Linked DNA regions of Homo sapiens: region 1 is linked to region 2. The links are chromatin loops, found by intact Hi-C in ENCODE. Cell type or tissue: PC-3. All regions are shown on one strand. Each heading gives the region's core, and the rest is flanking DNA. Links, peaks and the distances in the headings are about the cores only. Region 1 has its middle 10 kb from the start of PFDN1. Region 2 overlaps PFDN1 (prefoldin subunit 1).

Region 1 (8,339 bases), core at 92-8,091, 52 kb before region 2:
CTTGACCTCCTGGGGCTCAGGTGATCCTCCCACCTCAGCCTCTGAGTAGCTGGGACTACAGACAAGTGCCACCATGCCCAGGTAATTTTTGTATTTCTTGTAAAGACAGGGTTTTGCCTTGTTGCCCAACCTGGTCTTGAACTCCTGGGCTCAAGCAATCTGCCCACCTTAAGCTCCCAAAGTGCTGGAATTACAGGCGTGGGCCACTGCATCTGGCCAGGAATTGCTTTAAGTTGAGGAGTCAGTTAAAGGCATTTTCATGAAAAGGTCACTGAAGTGAAGACCCACAGGTTTAAGTTGTAGGTGACCAGGCAGAGTGCAGGGAAGCATTCTAGAGGAGGACCCAGTGTATATAAATCCTGGAGGCGAGGCGATGCTTGGTGTGTTCCAGGAATCTGAGGAAACCAGTGTGATGGAACCACTCAGATGAAGGAAAATATCTTTTTATAACCCCAATTCATTCTATGAATGAATCCAGCACCTATGTTAGGCTGGAAGGGTGATGAAGACAGGGAGAGTATCTATTTTGTTCACTGCTAGAGCAGTACGTAGCATCCTGTAGGTAATTAAGTTCTTGTTGCATGCATAAATGAAGAAATTCAAACTATAAAAATGTCAAGTGGTGGATTTGCATTAATGCTCTACTGCCTAAGAGTTGGGGATTTATCGAATCCGAGAACCACTGGAGGGTAGAGTCAGGGAAACCAAGTATAGGCTAAACAAGTCACTGAAAGAGCTGATATGTCTGGGTATAAGCTGTGGTCACAATACAGTATAACAGAACCATGGCCTTCTGAATTCTATTGTTTTATTTATGGCTTGTTGGGTTTCAGCGCCCTCTCTTTACCAGGAATTCTAATTTTATCTTTACCATAAACACCTGAAGTGTTTACATCAGAATGGCTTTAAAGTGCCAAGTGCTGAGGTAATTTTTTCTTCTCCCTTCTAGGGAAAATAATAAAGAAAATTAATTAATATTAACTTCATTAATATTTTCATTAATTAATTTCATTAATATTTTCTTCTAGAGCTGCAGTTTCTAAGCTTGGCGAGCTTCTAAAAAGTGCAGATTCTCTGGGCCCCAACACATATCCACTGAATCCACCTCTCCAGTAGGAAGGGCCCAGGTATCAGTGCTTTTAAATCTCTTCTGGTAATTTTAATAATAAGCCAAGTTTGGAAGTGTCACTTTAGATTAGTGTTTCTTGGGGGTTTTTTGGTTTAGTTTTTGTTTTTGGTGGGGGGTGAGGACAGGGTCTTACTCTGTCGCCCAGGCTGGAATGCAGTGGCATAATCATGGCTCACTGCGGCCTCAACCTCCTGGGCTCAGGTGATTCTCCCACCTCAGCCTTCTGAATAGCTGGGACTACAGGCCCCGCACCACTATGCCTGGCTAATTTAAAAATTTTTTAGAGGCAGGGTTTTGCCATGTTGCCCAGGCTGGTCTTGAACTCCTGGACTCAAGTGATCCTCCCACCTCAGCCTCTGTGCCCAGCCTAGAGTAGTGGTTCTTAACCTATTGAGAGTTTGGGGCCCCTTTGAGATGCTGAGGAGATTATGTTCATCCTGATCCAGAAAAATACCTGGCAGACACAACATTTAGCATACACTGCCAAGGACATCATAGACATCCTATGGTATCTACGAAGTACCTAGAATTCCCAATGGATAGGCCAAGTCAGAAGGAACACCAAGTTTGTCTTGCCCCTGGGAAGCAGAGTCCTGGGGCTTTTTCTACCTCATCTTCTCTTTGTGCTCAGGGGTTGAGGCCCTTTTCTTTCTTTTTTTTTTTTTTGAGACGGAGTTTTGCTCTTGTTACCCAGGCTGGAGTGTAATGGCGTGATCTCGGCTCACTGCAACTTCCACCTTCTGAGTTTAAGCGATTCTCCTGCCTCAGCCTCCCAAGTAGCTGGGATTACAGGCACGCGCCACCATGTCTGGCTCATTTTGTATTTTTAGTGGAGACAGGGTTTCTCCATGTTGGTCAAGCTGGTCTCAAACTCCTGACCTTAGGTGATCTGCCCGTCTCCGCCTCCCAAAGTGCTGGGATTACAGGCGTGAACCACTGCGCCCGGCCCATAGCCCTTTTCAAGATCCACACATTTGAGTGCAACCAACGATAAGTGGCTACAAAATGGAATCTCATATTCCCAAGAAAAATGGAGCCTCCTGACTCCAAATTTGTCTCCTGTTTTGGGACCCAGTAGTCTTGCTGAATCCACCCAAGAGAGGCCACAGGGTAGAATGGAAGGAACTCTGGAAGAGAATCTGTGACTCCTGTGTTCTAGTCTTAGCCTTAACACCAATTTGCTGTGACCGTGGCAAAGCCCTTCTTCCTTTATAAGCTTCATTTTTCTCTGTAAAGTGAGGATAGCCTGGAAGAACCCAACAACCCATTCCAGCTCTCTGAGTCTAGAATTATTTTCTAGAATTTTTTTTTTTTTTTTTTTTTTTTTGAGACAGAGTCTCGCTCTGTCGCCGAGGCTGGAGTGCAGTGGCGTCATCTTGGCTCACTGCAACCCCTGACTCCCTGGTTCAAGCGATTCTCCTGCCTCAGCCTCCTGAGTAGCTGGGATGACAGGCGCGCCCACCACACCTGGCTAATTTTTTTGTATTTTTAGTAGAAACGGGGTTTCACCATGTTGGCCAGGATGGTCTCGATCTCCTGAACTCGTGATCCACCTGCCTCGGCCTCCCAAAGTAATGGGATTACAGGCGTGAGCCACCGCACCCGGCCTATTTTCTGGATTTTTTTTTTTTTTTTTTTTTGAGACGGAGTCTCACTCTGTCGCCCAGGCTGGAGTGCAGTGGCGCCATCTCGGCTCACTGCAAGCTCCGCCTCCCGGGTTCAAGCCATTCTCCTGCTTCAGCCTCCGTGAGCCACTGTACCCGGCCATTTTGTGGAATTTTTATACAGGACCCCATACTTCAGATGGCAGAACACAGTGGAGATGTGTGGCAAATATATGGACTAATGGAGTTCCTTGAAGAATTTGTTCCCTGATTCTTCATGGCCTTCTGCCCTAAGATTCTGATGTTCCAGAATAAGTATTCCTGCTAGTGACCTCTTATATTTTCTACTAATCACTGTGGTTAGAAACACAAAGACTTGGCCGGGCTCAGTGGCTCATGCCTGTAATCCCAGCACTTTGGGAGGCTGAGGCGGGCGGAGCACTTGAGGTCAGGAGTTCGAGACCAGCCTGGCCAACATGGCAAAACCTGAGTGCCTGTAGTACTAGCTACTCAGGAGGCTGAGGCAGGAGAATTGTTTGAGCCCAGCAGGCAGAGGTTGCAGTGAGCCAAGATCACGCCACTGCACTCCAGCCTGGATGACAGAGTGAGACTCTGTCTCAAAACAAACAAACAAAAAACCCCACAAAGACTTATGAGATCATGGAGACTACTTACCCACAGTCAGCCAAGCTTCGCCATCTTCTCAAACCCATGCAGAGGCATTTGACCTTAGCTAAGGGGACAAAAAGAAGTGGCAACTTTCCAGCCTTGGCAACATGGTACAACCCTATCTCTATAAAAAAATACAAAAATTAGCCGGGTGCAGTGGTGCATGCCTATAGCCCCAGCAACTTTTGGGGGACTGAGAGGGGAGGATTACTTGGGGCCGAGGAGGTCAAGGCTTCAGTGAGCTGTGTTCACACCACTGCACTCCAGCCTGGATGACAAAGTGAGACACTGTCTCCAAAAAAAAAAAAAAGATAACTTCAACCTCTTCTCAACAGTGACTGCTACAATTTGTCTTGAATGAAACAGAGAAAATCCTTAGTGTTTCTCATCTAGAAAAGGCAAAAACATTAAGTCTGGGGTTCAGCCCTTTTTGATGGGACACTCCACATCCAGTGATCCAAGAATTTCATTGCAAAGCAAGGTTGCCTTCTTGAGGTCCCTGACCACTGCTATATGGGGAAGACTAGGGGGTCACCATCATGAAGTTCATGTACTCAATGAAATGGAATTGACCTATTCATTAGAAGACAAATTCAAAAAAGTTGAAATTTTGGCAGCTAATGTATAAAATGAACATCTATTTTTTTTTTCTCTTTGTGACATCTAGTACCTCTTCCTTTGATAGTTATACTGTTCTCTTTTGGCAAGAGGATACCTTTCGCTTACCCTCAGTCTATGTCCTTTTTGGATAAGGATGATACCCCCTAACCTTCCTGGAATGGCCATATGACCTGCACCTGCCGAATCAGAGCAGTCCAGGCCTCTGGGCCTTGTGATTATTTCGGAGACGGGCATGTGACGCAAGCTATGCCAGGGAAATCCAATCCTGGAACTCTTCCTGAAACCCTAAAGGAGAAAGACATTGTCTCTTTCCACTGTGGAGGTTGAACTGGTCAACTGTAGGCCTGGAGTTGCCCGTGGCTACATGCGAGATTTAGCAATAAGGTGGTGATCTGGGGCTGTCTATTTTAAGTAACTTTTTTGCTTACTGGGTGCTACTTTTACTCATATTCTTCTAATTTATAAAAAGAACAATATTAACTTTTTTAGTTTCTCACAATTTTGAAAACCTTTATTTAAAAACATCTGGGGCTGCTAAGGTAGGTGCCCTGGGGAAAAGCCTTAATCACCTTGTCCTAGGTATGGCTCTAAAGATGGAAAAACATTCCTCTGCACCAGTGTTTTTTGGTGCCTATTTATAAATGTATGTGGAGTTTGTCCAGATTTCAACCCAACCCCATTGTATTCTTCTTCCTGTTCTAAAGGACCATGAACTTTTTCAGCTTAGTGAGCTGGAGTGACAGAGGCATGGATTCTCCCCTAGGCTTTTGGTTTCCTAATTTTATTCTTTTCCTATTTTTGGGAGAGTCTCTGCTTTTGGCTCTCACCTCTGGCAGGCCCCACTTTCTCTGATGAGCAACAAGATAAATAATCCAGTCTTTGTTATGCTCTGTTACCCAGCTTCATCTCTTACGCAGGTTTAAATCATCAGGATTGATCAAAACTATTCACTTTCTTTGGACTTTGCATAAACAGATTGAATCAGACGTGGCAAGGTGCCTGGGAAAAGCCACCATCAGTTCCTGCTAACGACTCACTTCCTCTCCCTGCAGTGTTTCCTATGACTGCTTCATTTGGTAGGCACGGTGGAAGCTCCTTTTCTCCCTAGTAAGGTCCCAGCCCTGAACTTACTTGGTCAGCAGGAAGGAGTAGCTGAGAGTTTCTTGGCAAGTGTGTCACCTGCAAAGGTTCCTCTGCCACTGACCCTAATCTGCCACTCTGCCTCTCCTCTTAGTTAACATGCTCCCCTGCTCCAGCAATGCCAGACAACTTGCGTTTCGCTGAAGGCACCAGGCTTTCACTTGCTGTGGTGTCTTGGCTTCTTCTAGGAATATCCTTTCTCCCTTCTTTGCCATATACGCCTATTTTTCTTGTAAGATTTCTGGGTTAGAGGCCCCTCCCCTGTGCTCGTCTGGCTCCTGGTATTGTCTTCCTTGTGGCAGAATTGTCATATTATTTTGTCACTTTCTGTTCATTTATCTGTGACCCCCCACCCCTGCCACTATACTGTGAATTGCTCTTTTATTTATCTGTAGGTCCCAAATACTTGATACGTAATAACAGACAATGTAAGCATAGGTGCAACTGTATGCCTGGAACTGTGCATTCATTATCACATTTATTCCTCATAAAAACCTATGAAACGGGTACTGTTATTACCTCCATTTTACAACTGAAGAGACTGAAGCTCTGAGAAGTTAAGCAGTTTTCCTTGGATGTCACAGCTAGTAAATGGTGGAGATGGGATTTGAAACTCTAAAGCGCATACTCTTAACCACCCTTCTAAACTTCCCCTCAAACTGAATGAACTCTTAGGGTCTATCCATGTCACAAAGTTGTGAAGATGAAATGATATGATGAATGAGAAATAGCTTCGTCAGCTGAAAACTTATGTCAAAAACTGCTAATTTCCCTTGAATATCTGTCCTCTACTCCCCTTTCGTGATATTTGTTGATATTTAAATGGGCGCACAGTTGCCTGTAATAATAAATGTCCTGGTATCTCTCGCAATCAGGAGTGGCCACAATTCTGTTTGGGTCAATGGGGTGTGAATAGAACCATGCTCACAACTTCTGGGATATGCCTTTAAAGGGAAAGTGTGAGCCTCCCCCTTTTTTTCTGTCTTTTCAGCTAGACTATGAACATGGTAGTGATGAGTCATCTTGGATCTTACGGATAAGATAGAAGGAGCCTGGGAACTTTGGCACTGTGGGACTCACATACTTGCCCTAGACTGCTTATGCCTAGTTGAGTATAGTAGAGAGAAACAAGCTTCTATCTTATTTTAGCCACTGCTATTTTGGATCTCTGCTATAGCAGCTGAACCTACATTCTCACTTATACAGTCTATTCACAAGTGGAAGGATTATTCTTATTATTCCTGTGGAGCAGCCTTGAGACTGCTTACAGACTATATTACAAAAATTAACTTTCCTGTCTCAGTAAAAGACATTAACATTCAACTAGTTTGTTCAGGTCAAAAAGCTGGGAGTCTTTTTGAAAAAACAGTTTTATTGAGGCATACCTGACATACAGTAAACTGAATATATTAAAGTGTACAATTTAATAATGTCCCACCCAGGAAACCATCTCTGCCATCAAGATAATAAATGCATTCGTCACCATAAAAGTTACCTCATTCTCTTTTGTAATTGCTTCCTTCTTTCTGCTTCCCAGTCCCTGATCCCATTGCTTGCTCCTATCAGGCAACCACTAATCTTTTCTTTTCTTTTCTTTTCTTTTCTTTTGAGACAGGGTCTTGCTCTGTCACTCAGGCTGGAGTGCAGTGGCATGATCACGGCTCATGGCAGCCTCAACCTCTTAGGCTCAGGTGATCCTGCTGCCTTGGCCTCTGAAGTAGCTTGCCCCACAGTTATGCACCATTACACTTGGCTAATTTTTGTATTTCCACTGATTTTTTATCTGTTTGGATTTGTTTGCATTTCCTATAACCTGTAGTATGTTACTATAGTATGTTACTCTATTTTGTCTGGTCTATTTTGCTCGGCATACTTTTTTGGAAATTGGAAGTCATCTTTGATGCCTTTCTTTCTTTCATTGCTCCTCTCAACACATACCCATCCCTTCATCAAGTTCAGTAATCTTGACCTGAATCCATCTACTTCTCCCTGTCTCCACTGCTATCATCCTCATCCAGACTACCACTGTCTCTCTCTTGGACTACTGCAGTAGTCTCCTAACTGGTCCTCCTCCTTCCACTCTTGCTCTCCCCAATCCATTCTCACCTAGAACCCACAATGTTCCCTTTCAAATGGGATCATATCATTCTCCTGCTTGAAATCACTCCGGTGGCTTCCAATCACACTCAGAATAACATTCCAATGCTGACTGTAGCTTACAAGGCCTTTCACGGTTTGGCCCCTGGTTCACCTCTCCAATGTCATCTTCTACCATTCTTCCTACTAATTCATGCTGGCTTCTTCGTTTTCATTCTTCAGATATGTGAAGTCTGTGACCACCTTAAACCCTTTGCTCTTGCTATTTATTCTTTTTGTCTGGAATGTTCTTTCCCAAGCTCTTTGCATGTTTGGTTCATTTTCATTCATTTTTTAGGTCTCATCTCAAATGTTATGGCCACCCAGAGAACTTCACACACCTAAATGGTCTCCACCCAGTCAGTCTCTAACCATGTTGCTGTTTTCTTCCTTAATAATACTTACTGATATCTGCTCTTATTTTGTATGTTTATTGTTCACCTTACCCTCCATGGAATGGATGCTCCATGAGGTCAGGGAGTTTGTCTGTTATTATTGCTATATCTCAAGGGCCTAGAACAGTGCCTAGCAGATATTTGATAAATCTTTGTTGACTGAATACAAAAATATATTGAGCATTATTAAGTAGATCTGAGGGATAATGGGAGATCACTATTTTAGAGTCCACAACCGTGGACTGGCTGAGCTTCAGGAGTACATCCTTGTAATAGTGAAGACTTGAGTGTGAAGTTTGTTTTTTTCTATCACAATAATAAAGCAAGCACATCATGTTTATTTTTGGGGCAAGTATCCAAGGACTGCAAGCCCTTCAGAGCTTTCAAACACAGTCTCTTCCTGTCATTTTATTTTTATTTATTTTTTTTTAAATTTTGGAGACAGAGTCTTGCTCTGTTGCCCAAGTTAGAGTATAGTGGTGCAATCATAGCTCAATGTAACCTTGAACTCCTGGGCTCAAGTGATTTTCATACCTCAGCTTTTTGAGTAGCTAGGTGCATACCACCATGCCTGGCTAATATTTCATTTTATTTTATTTTTGAGATGGAGTCTCACTCTGTCGCCCAGGCTAAAGTGCAGTGGTG
Region 2 (8,339 bases), core at 293-8,292:
GCAGACATTCCAGGTCCTGCTGCAGGTTTATAGGAACAAATGTGCTACTGCTTATTCATAGATCAATGTTTCCTAGTCAGTTTTCAAGTTTTGAAACTAAATTTTTTTTTCCCCCAAAACTAATTTTAAAAGGAAACTGAAAGTTTGGTTTGGGCCTTTACCTTTGAGATTACTATTAGACACCCAAGTAGAGATGTTGAATAGACAGTTGGATATATGAATCTGGAACTCTGGACTAGCGAAATAAAATGGAGAATTGTCTACAAATTGCCAGTTTATAGATGGCGTTTCAAGTCATAGAACTAGCTTGGGTCAACTAAGGGAAAAGTATAGCTGGAGAAGGGACAGGGTTTGTGGACTGAGCCCTGGGTCACTGTAGCAGGACCACAGAGGTGTGGACGGCGTCCATTTTGAGTCCAAATAACCAAGTGAATACCCACATGGGCAACCCTCTGCTGATACAGGGCCAGGCTGAAGGGTTGCTCTCAACTCCCTTGGTGGTAAGGGGACTGCTTTTTCATGGGCTGTCCAAGCAGAGGCTGGCAGCAGAAGTGGTCAGTTCTGTTAGACCTGAGTCGCAAGTGCTCTGTATGTGGACAACACTGCAGGGAGGGGATGCCCGAACACAGTCCTTTTAAAGTATAGCAGATAAAAGGTCTGCCATGGATCTGTGGAATCCTGAGTAAAATTTGAGGGAGGTGGGTACTAACATGGGCAGAAGCAAAGATGCCTGCGAGTTTTGAACTAGTTTTGAAGGTTAAAAAGTCCCTAAGAGGATTTTATGTTAATACCTTTACTGTTCCCTATATATACTCACATATTATGTACACACACATTGCTACCCTCTTTAAAATGAATTTTAAATTTTATTTTATTTTTTGGAGATGAGCTTTTGCTTTGTCACCCAGGCTGGAGTGCAGTGGCGTGATCATAGCTCAGTGCAGCCTGGAACTCCTGGGCTCAGGTGTTCCTCCTACTTCAGTCTCCTCAGTAGCTGAGACTATAGGCACAGGCTACCATGCTCAGATAATTAATTCTGTGTTTTTTTTTTTGTAAAGACAGGGTCTCCCTATGTTGCCCAGGCTGGTCTCAAACTTGGCCTTGAGCAGTCCTCCCACTTCAGCCTCCCAAAGTGTTGGGATTACAGGCATGACCCACCATGCCTAGTCCCCTCTGTGAGATTCAAATATATACTAAGAAAAGCTTCAACCCTTAGAATATTTTTTAAGTTCATCTTTAAGATTCTTAGCAAGTAAAAGATACTGCTTGTCTTTGCTCTGATATGCATAGCATAATGCCTTGGCATAGTAATTAAGAATATGAACTCTGGAATTAGATGAATATGAATTTGAACCCTGACTGCCACTTAATATCATCTTGGATAAATGACATACTTAGTGTTTGGTATGGTTTGGATGTTTGTCTCCTCCAAATCTCATGTTGAAATGTGATCCCCAGTGTTGGAGGTGGGGTCTGGTGGGAGGTGATTGGATCATGAGGGCAGATCCCTCATGAATGGCATAGCACAATCCCCTTGGTGATGAGTGAGTTCTCAGTTCAGTTCACTCAAAATCTGGTTGTTTAAATGTCTGGAACTTCCCACTCACTCTCTTTTGCCTCGCTTTCACCATGTGACGTGCTGGCTCCCCATTGCCTTCTACCGTGATTTTTTTTTTTTTTTTTTTTTTTTTTTTTTTTTTTTTTTGAGATGGAGTCTCACTCTGACCCCCAGGCTGGAGTGCAGTGGCGCAATCTCGGCTCACTGCAAGCTCCACCTCCCGGGTTCACGCCATTCTCCTGCTTCAGCCTCCTGAGTAGCTGGGACTACAGGCGCCCGCCACCACACCGGGCTAATTTTTTGTATTTTTAGTAGAGACGGGGTTTCACTGTGTTAGTCAGGATGGTCTCGATCTCCTGACCTCGTGATCTGCCCACCTCAGCCTCCCAAAGTGCTGGGATTACAGGCATGAGCCACCACGCCCGGCTCCTTCTACCATGATTGTAAGCCTCCTGAGGTCCTCACCAGACACTGAGCAGATGTTGGTGCTATGCCTGTACAGCCTGTGGAACCGTGAGCCAATTAAACTTCTTTTCTTTATAAATTACCCAGTGTCAGGTATTCCTTTATAGTAATGCAAAAATAGACTGATACGGTGTTTTTAAGCCTAAATACACTCGTCCGTAAAATGGCAAAAGCAAGTGTTAGGATGAAGGGAGACAATAAGTAACTTTTATTTCTGGCCCAAGAGTGGAACCAATTGAAAGACAGATGGATATAAAAATTCCATCTTTTTATATATTTTACCTTTAATATTAGTAAAGATTAGGTTGAAGGATGTGGCTTTGGTATGCAGCAGTCATGGGTTTTTAATATTGATCCAGATTTAGGCATACAGATAGATGAACTTACCCTGCAAATCTCTATAAGTGTGGGACAACCACAGGTCTTTCTCTGCAGAGGCAGGCAGAGTCTGTCTGTTAAACTTACAAGAGCCTTCTGCAAGCAAGCAGCTTCTGGCAGAGCAGAAGGGGCCGAGCCCCTTTGTTCTTCCAAACAAGCCCATCAGAAAAGCCACCAGTCTTCCCTGGACTAGATGGAGGAGGCCGGGACTATAACTAATTAAAGCTGGAGGTGAGGATAAACATTTATCCCTTATGAAAAGTACCTGCCTTGTAACATAATACAGATCACTTAGCACTGTGCCTGACACAGTAAATACTTAATGCGGGATTTTATTATTTGCCTCTGGTGGATGCTTATCAGCTGTTTACTGATTGAGCATATTGCCAGCAAGTACTTATAAGATAAAAGGTGTTTTTTTTTTAATTTGGAAAATAATGTATGAAAGCTAATTTAACAAACACCTGTGCATTTATCATTCAGAATTAACAAATGTTAGCATTTTGTAATATTTACCTTTTTGGTTTTTTTTTTTACACAAATGATGCTAATGAAATTGAGGTCATCTGTGTTCCCTCCCACACCTTCCCCAGTCTCATTCCCATTCACCAGAAGCAACAGCTATCAAGGATTTGGTCCGTATCTTTTCATTCCGTGTTTGATATACATCCTGTATTCAATAGGTAACACCGTGTTGTTTATATCTTTCAACAACTTGTTTTTTTCATTCCATATGAAGCACAAACATTGCCATTGGTAGGGCTGGTCAGTGGACTCAACAGTCGAGTGCCAGCAGGTCAGTTTGATCTGCTGCTCTTATTTTCTAATAGCCATGGATTCTGTGTGAAGCCATCTCATGAACTTGGTGGCTTCTGCCCATGATTTAGAAATGGAGGTCACGTGTTCTTCATGGAGCCAGAACCAGAATCAGTCAGGGAAAGAGAGGGACATCAGAGTGGTAACCTGGGATTCCAGATTCTAGACTCCAAACCCTTTACCATTCACTTTTACTCGGAAAGAAATGGGGATTCCTTATGCTGTAGTTGGATACTCTGAGTAGGTAGGCATTCTAAAATTTGTGGTCCTTTTCTTATAAAATGATAACCCCCGAATACCAGCTCTGAGTAAAGAGATAAGTGGCTTCTAAGTGGCCTGGCATCTGGAAATTGAAGCAAGGGCAAAAGGAAAACCACCCTTTGAGTCATGTTTGCAAAGAGAAGTATGCCAAGGGCTCTTTTATTACTCCAGTGTCATTAAAAATTTAATTGGTGTTATGTCAGCTATTAGATCAGAGCTATTAGCATATTAAATTCTCTCTGTTTACCCCAGTTCTATGGTAACTTAGTGGGTGTGGAGTTGGGGACAAGTGGCAGCTGGGCGGCTGTGACGTTTGTTCTGTAGAGTGATTTCATCATGATCTGAGCCCTGCATCACCCTGGATGGAGAAGTGTCACTGGGTGATGTGGACCTGACCTCTCAATACCCCTCAGAACACCGAGAGCTATGAGCAAAGATCCTGGGTTGCTTGTCTTACCTAGAAGTTTAACTTTGAGTTGGAGGACAGCATTTTCTTGGGTGATATTGACAGGTGTCACTATGAATTTCCTTTTCTCTTCCTTAGTGAAAAGACAGCCAAGGTTTTTGGAAAGCTTTATAAATAGCCCTTTGATATTGTAGTATATTTGTAGTCCTCCAGTTCTGCCCTCTGCTGACCCATACAAATCAGCCGAGGAGGTGCCTATGAGTCATGTAGCTGTGCCTGCCGTGGCTTTGAGCTCTTGCTTGTTTTCACTGTCTCCCGGTCCTTTTATGGGTTTCCGGTTGCCGTATCTCTATTTTTTTAGTTGTGTACATTTGTTACTTGATTGGAAAGTAGTGATATGATCACATAGAAGTTTACTCTTGTTTGTCCATTGGCTCTACTACAGTACCTTATTAACTCATTAAATGCTTAGTGCTTTTGCTTACAGCATTAAAGTTAATTTTTAACAATTAATATGGCAGTTTATTTTACCCCAACCCGTTTGTATGTGTAAATTTTTGGGTGGAGTACAGACTGATTTGCTGGTGAAAATCATTACTTTCCATGCCTGTTTTCAGACACAGAGATTTAATGTCCTGTCTTTTTTTAAAATATCCTTTCTTTTTTTTTTTTTTTTTTTTGAGATGGAGTCTTACTGTGTCATCCAGGCTGGAGTGCAGTGGTGTGATCTCGGCTCATTGTAACTTCCGCCTCCTGAGTTCAAGCGATTCACCTGCCTTAGCCTCCTGAGTAGCTGGGATTACAGTTGTGCACCATCAGGCCCAGCTAATTTTTGTATTTTTAGTAGAGACGGGGTTTCACCATGTTGGCCAGGCTGGTCTCCAGCTCCTGACCTCAAGTGATCTACCTGCCTCGGCCTCCCAAAGTGCTGGAATTACAGGCATGAGCCATTGTGCCCGGCCCGTGTCCTGTCTTCTCCCCTTGTGGTGCAGCATTTTGAGAATAAAAGGAGATATATATATTTTTTAAAGTGAGGTAAAATTCACATAACATAAAATACACAATGTTGTATAATCATCACCACTGTCTAATTCTAGAACATTTTTATTGCCCCCAAAAGAAACTTAACTATTAAGCAGTGAGACTGCCCATTCCCTCAGTACCTGGCAACCATGAATCTGTTTTCTATCTGTCTCTGCAGATTTGCCTGTTTTGGGTGTTTATAAATGGATCATCTAGTATGTAGCTTTCTGTGTCTGGCTTCTTTCACTTAGCTTAATGTCTCAAGGTTCATTCATGTTATAGCATGTATCAGTACTTCTCTCGTTTTTATGTCTGAATAATATTCCATTGTATGGATGTACCACATTTTGTTTATCCATTTATCAGTTGATGGACATTTAGGTTGTTTTCCCCTTTTTGGCTGTTGTAAATAATGCTGCTATGAACATTTACAAGTTTTTGTTTGTATGTCACAGTGGATTAGCTGGCTCATATGGTAATTTTATGTTTTAATTGAAGTACCTGCCAAACTTTTCTGTAGCAGCTGCCCCATTTTAAATCACCAGCAATATATGAGGGTTCCAGTTTCTCCACATCTTTGCCAGCACTTGTTTTTTTCTGTTTTTTATTTTATTTTATTTTATTTTTTGTTTTTATATTTTTAGTAGAGACGGAGGTCTTGCTATGTTGCCCAGGCTGGTTTCAAATTCCTGAGCTCAAATGATCCTCCCATGTTGGCCTTCCAAAGTGCTGGGATTACAGGTGTGCAACACTGCATCTGGCCGGTTTTTGATTATAGCCATCCTAGTTGGTATAGTCTATCATTGTGATTTTTTAAATTTGCATTTTTGTAATGATAATAATGTTGAACAGCTTTTCATGTGCTTTTTGGCCAATAATACGTCTTCTTTGAAGAAACACCTGTACAAATCCTTTGCTTATTTTAAAATTGGTTCGTCTTTGTTGTTGTTGACTTGAAAGAAAATAGGAATTCTGGAGCTGAAAGAAAATAGGAATTGCTTGGAGCAGACAGCAGGATCAGGATTGACTTTAGGCTCTAGCCACACACACCTGCATGTTAATCTTACCCCACAGTTGCGTCAGTTACACCTCCACTTCCAAGAATGCAAGGTGTCACCCTTACTTCCTCTCTCAGCAGGCACACCCTTATTCACCTACCCCTTTACCATGCCTACAGGCCAAACTCCACTGTAAACACTGTTGATTTGATCTCTTGCTCCTGTAAGAATGGGACAAACTGAGGACAAACTGAAATATTGGCACTTACTGTTTTTTGTTGTTGTTTTTGCTCATTTGGAAGACTTGTAGGGTTTTAACAGTTCCTCTAGTCCGTCTTATTGAAGAGCACTTGACTTTTTGATGTTGGCAAAACAGAAGAAAAGTAATGTATATTGGGAAACTGTAATCGTTTCCTTGGGCATAATTATATTGATGCTTCTACAACCCTTGTGTTGGACCTACACAAAACCCAATGTCTCATTGAAGATAGGAGTTAACGTTATTTGTCCTGACACTGCATTACATGTTCTTGAGGCTCATCTGTAACAGTTAAAATGTCTGCTAGCTTTCCTTCATGGAGTTAGGGTCAGGTCTCAACTTTTTAAAGTTGTAAGATATCCTACAGGCCACTTGATGTAGCGCTCCCCTTTCTAGCCCCCAACCATTTCTGACGTGTTGTCACTCTTCCTATTTGAACATATCCAATGATTTTTAGTGACCTCATTCTTTTTCCTGAACTACTCTCCTTTTGGTTTCTATGACACACATTTCCCTCCTTTTTAGTTTTATTTACTGGTTCCTGCTCTTCATTCCAGACTTAAAATGTTGAATTTCTTGAAGGCTAAGTCCTCTTATTGTATGTTCTTTACCTAGGAATTTCATCCATTCTCACGACTTCAAGTACCACGTCTATGCAAAATTATATCTCTAGCCCAGATTTCTTCCATGAACTCCAGAGCCAATCTAGTTTTTCACATCTCATTTGGATGTCTCACAGGTACCTTAAACCCAAAACGAAGCTCAGAATCTTCCCTTCCAAACCAGGTCCTCCTCCTGCATTTCTTCTCTCAGTGAAAGGCAGCACCCTCAAGCCAGTATGCAAGCCCCAACTGGGCATCCTGGGAGTCATTCCTGACATCTTCCTCCTCAGCTTCTGATGTCTAATGAAGGTTATGATGAAGGGAGTGGTGAAGTCCTCTTGTTGATTTTCCTCCTGAATATTTCAGAAATCTATCTGCTCTTCTTCATCTCCATTGTCACCACTAAGATACTGTCATCTCTTTCCAAGACGATTGCAGTGGCCTCCTAATAGGTTTCCAACATTCACGCGTGTATTCTCTAATCCAGTGCTTCCCAGGCTTTTTTTTTTTTTTTTTTTTAACAGTACAGCTCTCAGAAAATTGTATTTGCACAATTCACTGGGGTAACCGGACAAAGGTGCTCAAAGCTGGAGGCAACTGCTCAGGGGGGTTTTGGCTGCCCTGGACCACCCAGCCACTCCAGGGACTGAGGGATCAATATCCTGGGCACATCTGTTACCCATTCATGACTCATAGGACGTTTTTGGGAAGCTCTGTTCTCATTCATTCTGTATGCTTCAGCTGAGTGAGATTGTTTTTAATGGAAATTTGACTTTTGCTCTCCTGCTTAAAACCCAGTGGCATTCCATTGCCTTCAAGATAAATTCCAGAACTTTAATATGGCTTAAGACCCCACACGATCTGACTCAGCCTCACCAGCCTCATCTCTGTATTCTCACCCTTTCTGTCTCTGTGCTTCAGTCTCCCTGGTTGACATTCAGTTCTCCCAACTTGCCGGACTCCATTTATCTGGAATTACTCTCTCCCCACTCTCACCTCTCCTCTTGTTAATTCCTGCTCATCCTTCAGAGCTGAGTTCTCAAGTCCCTCTGTGAGTTCCTTGATTCCATCAGATGTTTCCTCCATCGAAGACCATGGTTTCCCTCAGATCCCTTATTACAATGGTAGCTAAATGTCTGTGTGGCCTGCAACAGTATAATCTCCAGGGATAAGTGTGTGCTTTGTTCGCTTCTCTACTGTTGGTGCTCTTTGGAGTGCTGAGTGCCCAATACCTGTTGGTTAGATGAATTATGTGCCAGTTCTTGGTGCTAGGGTTATAGCATTAATCAAATCAGACATGATCCCTACTCTTTGGAGCTTACACTGAGATACAGACAATAAAGAAATAAACAAGAAACCATCATGTAGTAAGGGTGATGTTTTAGAGAGTTACTGGAGACCTTCTTTAGTTGAATAATTGGGGAAGGGCTTTCTGAAAAAGTGAAATTTCAGCTAAGATGTGAATGAAAAGAAGCAGACAGCCACCTAAAAGTATCTCAAGGAAGAACATTCCAGGTGGAGGTCACAGAGAAATATTACACAGAGAGATATTCCTGTCTTAAGACAGAAATAA

What was found. Hi-C counts contacts between places; a loop is a spot of excess contacts. Peaks named below come from ENCODE experiments on the same cell type or tissue, not always from the same donor. Only the 100,000 strongest peaks of a DNase experiment are listed, where the experiment ranks them.
Region 1: a loop joins it to region 2, with 3 times the contacts of the local background. A loop is called at or near these places in 18 of 110 quality-filtered maps.

What each region holds. Positions count from the first base shown.
Region 1 is chr5:140,308,951-140,317,289 of GRCh38, reverse strand. No RefSeq gene overlaps it. Among named protein-coding and RNA genes, the nearest start is that of PFDN1, 10 kb to the right of the region's middle. In PC-3, for the core only: no CTCF peak of the experiment used is centred there; DNase peaks (open chromatin) are centred at 5,049 and 6,199; H3K4me3 peaks cover 842 bases; H3K27ac peaks cover 5,380 bases.
Region 2 is chr5:140,257,387-140,265,725 of GRCh38, reverse strand. All of the region lies in intron 3 of PFDN1 (prefoldin subunit 1), which reads left to right. Among named protein-coding and RNA genes, the nearest start is that of PFDN1, 42 kb to the left of the region's middle. RefSeq lists an enhancer at 5,272-6,471. In PC-3, for the core only: a CTCF peak has its summit at 4,095 (motif pointing left); a DNase peak (open chromatin) is centred at 4,155; H3K4me3 peaks cover 385 bases; H3K27ac peaks cover 1,984 bases.